2 separate regions of the Homo sapiens genome follow, and region 1 is linked to region 2. A link is a contact called in ENCODE Hi-C or POLR2A ChIA-PET data. All regions are on one chromosome and are shown on one strand. Each heading gives the region's core, a stretch centred on a gene start or an enhancer-like site at or near the end of the contact. The rest is flanking DNA. Distances are from core to core; before and after follow the strand shown.

Region 1 (2,700 bases), core at 36-2,535, 65 kb after region 2:
ACAAATACTAACTACACAGATTATATCTGTAAAATGATTGTCTAAATATATGGAGGGTAACGTTTCACAACTGAAACCTTCAATGACTTGAGATCTCTCAAAAGACTGTTCCTCATTGAAACAAGGCTGCCAATACCTAACGATACAGCATTGCTTAATTCAGTAGGAAAAGTAAGATATATCAAGACACCCTCATTCAACAGAGTGAATGACAAGTCCAAGGTCAAACAGATATTTAAATAATTCATACTGTCCTCTCAGGCAAACAGTTTGATCCAATATAACTACTATTATTGCCTGTCTCAAAAAGAACTAGTTTTCTAACTGTAAAGAATGTTTTTGGCTGGACGTGGTGGCTTATACCTGTAATTCCAGCACTTTGGGAGGCTGAGGCGGATCACTTGAGCCTAGAAGTTCGAGACCAGCATGGGCAACATACTGAGGCCCCATCTCCACAAAAAATAATCACTTTTTTCCTTTAAAAAAGTTTAAAACTTATTTAGGCAGGGCGCTGTGGCTCCTGGCCTATAATCCCAGCACATTGGGAGGCCAAGGCAGGATACTCATTCGGCCAAGAATCTGAGACCAGCCTGGGCAACACAGCAAGATCCTGTCTCTAAAACAATAAATAAATAAATTAGCTGGCATGATGGCATGCACCTGCAGTCCCAGTTACTTGGGAGGTTGAGGTGGGAAGGATTGCTTGGTCCCAAGAGTTCAACCAGCCTGAGGAACATAGGAAAACTTTGCCTCAGAAAAAAAAAAAAAGTCATTAACTTAAATTCACTTAGTGAACAATGCTAAGTTTCTGAGCAAGCCAATTAGCCTGCCTTGATGTTACTGAACACAAGTTACACTTCAGTTATAAGGCTGAGGTACACTCTGGGGACTGTTGTGGGGTGGGGGGAGGGGGGAGGGGGGAGGGTATAGCTTTAGGAGATATACCTAATGCTAAATGACGAGTTAATGGGTGCAGCACAGCAGCATGGCACATGTATACATATGTAACTAACCTGCACACTGTGCACATGTACCCTAAAACTTAAAGTACAATAATAATTTAAAAAAAAAAAGTTTACAAAAAAAAAAAAAAAGGCTGAGGTAAAAACCTACACGTATCTCTACCTGAGTGCCAAAGGCCTGAGGTCTTTCAACATAGTTTTGAAACCTGATTGCACATTTCAACCACCTGGGGAGAAGCATTAAAATATAAATATGCCTGAGCCCCATGCCAAATCTGTGGAATCTAAGTCAAGCTTACCAGGGCATTGATGCAGCCAGCTGGAAATTGGATCCCAGACCAGGATTTTGAAACTAATGTTCTAACCACAGAACAAAATACTCTGCAACTACCTTAATTCATCTCTGTGACTAAGGTTTATCTGCCAACCAACATTTTCTCTAACCTAAAAGGTACAGGAGAGAAGATCACATGAAAATTTAGTTACCTTTATGTTTTCTGGTTGCTTAGATTTACTTGCTTTTTTTAAGAGCAAAAGCGAGGCTTAAGAACCAACTGGAAACAGGGGACTGACGATATTATATAAAAGGTAATGGAACAAATGTGACCATTAAAGAAAAATACACATCTTCCTAAATACCTAAAGAAACAGGCCTCTCTCCCCCAAGAAAAAAAGAAGCTGAAGTTTTGCAATCAACCTCTTTAAGGGGTGAGGTGATGGTATGCAGTCATCTTGACACAGAGATGAGAAGACTGCTATTTCCAGTATACTCAAACGGCACAAGTAGTTTCCCCATGCAAAGTAAAATGTAGGGTCTTTGGTGCTAATAACAAACCACTGGCATTTCCCATCAGCTTCACTTGGGTCAGTGAGCAATAAATATGAAAGAATTCTCTAGAGTCCTACATTTCTGCTCCAACATACCAAGCTCAAGGCCTTAGAAAATAATGCAAGTAAACAAAACCTAAAGTCTGGACATTTAAATACCTCTATCCATTTCTCTCATTTCTGCTCTTCCCAACCAAAAGGTCAAAGACCATTTCCACTTCCTCAGTCAAAGCTACTTGCCCATTTTAGGCTAGCCATGGTGACTCACGCCTGTAGTCCCAGCACTTTGGGAGGCCAAGGTGGGAGGATCACTTGAGGCCAGGAGTTCAAGACAACATGAGTTGAGGCCAACATGGCAAAATCCCCTCTCTACTAAAAATACAAAAAATTAGATGAGTGTGGTGGTATGCCCTGTAGTCCCAGCTGCTTGGGAGGCTGAGGAATGAGGCTGCTTGAACCTGGGAGGCAGAGGCCACAGAGAGCCGAGACTGCACCAGTGCACTACAGCCTGGGCGACAACTCTTTCTCAAGGAAAAAAAAAGCTACTTGCCCATTTTAAATCCTTACTACCTCTTTTTGCTAGAACCTTGATCTGAAATTTTTGGGTGCTCAATTTTTCAAAGAGCTCTCACAAACACAAGTGTCAATATAGGAGTTTATAGTTATTTTTCTACTATTTCTATTCTGGCAATTAAAGAACCTAGAAACTACTGTCAACATTACAAACATTTTCCTGTCTGTCCATAAATGAAGCTTTTCTTTTTCAGCTGGGCCAACTGGAAAGAGGTTATCTTTAAGATCCTACATATTACTTTTGTTACAGAAAATAAGGCCATCTGACTCTTTCCCTCAGAAATACATATATTTATAATAAATATATATATAAGGTTATAAAAAATTAGGAAAGAAG
Region 2 (2,700 bases), core at 100-2,599:
CAGATGTATTGGAATCACTGCTTTGTCCCTCTCCACCCTCTGGCTTTGGGGGATTGCTTCTCCCATCCCAGGACCTGGAACCCAAAATAAGGCCCCAAGAGATGGATTCAAATCTAGTCATTGGGGGCCGGGTGCGGTGGCTCACACCTGTAATCCCAGCACTTTGGGAGGCCGAGGCAGGCGGATCACGAGGTCAAGAGATCGAGACCATCCTGGCCAACATGGTGAAACCCCATCTCTACTAAAAATACAAAAATTAGCTGGGCGTGGTGGCAGGCGCCTGTAGTCCCAGCTATTCAGGAGGCTGAGGCAGGAGAATCGCTTGAACCCGAGAGGCAGAGGTTACAGTGAGCCAAGATTGCGCCACTGCACTCCAGCCTGGTGACAGAGCGAGACTCCATCTAAAAAAAAAAACTAGTCATTGGGCAGGGATCCTAAGTATAGCATTAAGAAGTCCTGCAAGATCACTGGTAAGTCAGAGCTGGAACTGGGACTCAGAATACAGCCTCCTTAGTTCGAATCTCTCCTGGCACCTTAGCTAAGTCTCAGTGTTTGTGTGAAAGGTACAAAATCTAAGGAGACGCTCTCTGAGGTCGGGGTGCTGAAGCTTCCTCCTCTCTTCCTCCTCCTTGGCTGACCAGAGTACAGGACCACAGCCAGTGAGGAGGCAGTTGTCCCAGCCTGGATCCCCAGTGCTTCAGTCCACCTCCTCTCTGGCTTCAGGGATTCCCTTTTTTGTGGGAAATGTAGCAGGAAGAGCCTCAGACAAAACCCCTCAGATGCTGAGTTAAAGAAGGAAGGGGTTTATTCAGCTGGGAGCATCGGCAAGACTCCTGTCTCAAGAGCTGAGCTCCCTGAGTGAGCAATTCCTATCCCTTTTAAGGGCTCACAACTCTAAGGGGGTCCGCGTGAGAGCGTCGTGATCGATTGAGCAAGCAGCGGGTACGTGACTGGGGGATGCATACACCGGTAATTAGAAGGGAACAGAACAGGACAGGGATCTTCACAGTGCTTTTTTATACAAATAACCGATTAGGTCAGGGGTCAATCTTTAACTGCCAGGCCCAGGGTGTGGCGCTGGGCTGTCTGGCTGTCTGCTTGTGGATTTCATTTCTGCCTTTTAGTGTTTACTTTGGAGGCAGAAATCGGACATAAGACAATATGAGGTATGGTTTCCTCCCTTAGAAGAACACTGGGCAGGTCAGACTGGGCAGAGGCTGGTGTTCCTGAGCCCTGAGGAGACATCCAGAAATAGATGGGGGCGTGTCACGTTTCTGAGCAGCTGTGTGGGGGAGGTTCAAGGGGTGGGGACTAACAATATCAAAAAGAAACTTGTCCTCCCCTCTCCTGGTGGCCATGGTGGAGATCAGCAGCAGCTTCCCCACCCAGGACAAGGCCTAGGTAAGGAGTGCACCACTCTCCTCCTGGGTGCTGGGCAGGAAAAGTGGTTTTGAGGTGAAATTTGGGAGATGAACGGTGGAATTTTAGGAGTCATGAGAAAAAGTTTCCAGGAAACTTTGATGAAGTTTGGGATACCTAGGAAGGTTGGGAGCCATGGGAAGTTTGGGATTCCTGTGGGGAGATTTGGGGTCACATTCCCAGGAGGGTATGTTCAGCAAGGGCCTGGATGAGAAACTGATGACAGAATTGCTCCGAGCAGGATGAGAGGGAGGACAGAAGCGCAGCTCCCTTGGGCTAGAAAAGGAATTGCTCAGCATCCCCAGCTCCTTGGGCCCATGCCCACCCCATCCCTCCGGTTCCCACCACATCTCCCCTGACACTGGTCACCAAGGCCAGCCACCCACCTGCTCTGCAGTGGTCTACACTGTTAGCTGCGCTGAGAAAGTTCCTCAGACTCTCAGCAAACATGCTGGGGCCTCCCCAGTCCCTGGCCTTGGCATACATGGTCCCTGCCCTCAAGGAACTCACTGGCCAGAAGAGGAGCCAGGCACATATAAGGGCAGCACAGTGTGATAAGGACAGTGACAGAGGACAGCACAGGGTGATACCAGAGCCCAGAGGAGTCAGAGGGCTTCCTGGAGGAGGTGGCCCTCGGGTTAAGCCTTGAAGAGTAGGTATCCAGGAGAAGGGTGTCCCAAGGAGAGGGGCGATGTGTGCAGAGCCACAGGGAGGGTAACCACGGAGCCGCACCTGCGACGTTGTTCTGCACTACAGAAGCCAAGCAGGAGTGGCAGGTGCGAGCCTGCAGAGGGTGCAGAGGGCCAGGATAAGGACGCTGGCCTCTGTCCTTAGGGTATGGAGGGATGTTTTGTTTGTTTGTTTTGTTTTTTTTTTCTAGATGTGTTTGTATCTCTTCCCTCATGATTTTCATCTCTGCATTTTTACTCTATATTTTGAGATATTTCTTCCAGTCAGTTTTGGCACAGAGGGCTTTTAAGCATGTAAGGAACATGACCAGAGTCGCGCTTTAGAAACATTGCTCTCCCTGGGCAGGCAGGATATTGGGGCTGACTGTGGAGGCGGGGAGATCAGCGAGGAGGAAGGGGCAAACCTGAGCCAGGGCAGGGGGTGTGGATGTTGAAGGGAAGGAGAATCTAGGATGGACCCCTATCTCACCCAGCATTAGTTGGCAACTATGTGAATGTTTGACGAATGATTGACTGAATGGACACCCAGGGGACCATCATGGGTGACTGGGTGAATAATGGGGATGGTTTATCACGTGAGACTTGCCATGGC

What was found. Hi-C counts contacts between places; a loop is a spot of excess contacts on that map. ChIA-PET counts read pairs that join two places held with the same protein, here RNA polymerase II (POLR2A). Pooled maps may share reads with other maps.
Region 1: a map of gastrocnemius medialis shows a loop between it and region 2 (5-fold over the local background). The contact joins the enhancer-like site here to the promoter of ART1 in region 2. A Hi-C loop is called at or near these places in 2 of 168 maps with a recorded cell type or tissue (gastrocnemius medialis and psoas muscle) and 1 of 50 pooled maps. POLR2A ChIA-PET finds 5 or more read pairs at or near these places in 2 of 52 experiments (Panc1 and naive thymus-derived CD4-positive, alpha-beta T cell).

The regions. Positions count from the first base shown.
Region 1 is chr11:3,708,920-3,711,619 of GRCh38, forward strand. The region is part of intron 20 of NUP98 (nucleoporin 98 and 96 precursor); the gene reads right to left. Among named protein-coding and RNA genes, the nearest start is that of CHRNA10, 39 kb to the left of the region's middle. Within about 2 kb of position 1,286, at least 3 of the 41 ENCODE cell types and tissues checked have a DNase peak (open chromatin) inside an H3K27ac peak, as active enhancers do; they include gastrocnemius medialis and psoas muscle, where a contact is called at or near this core.
Region 2 is chr11:3,643,779-3,646,478 of GRCh38, forward strand. It overlaps ART1 (ADP-ribosyltransferase 1), which reads left to right and starts at 1,350. Exons shown (of 5, transcript NM_004314.3): 1 at 1,350-1,401.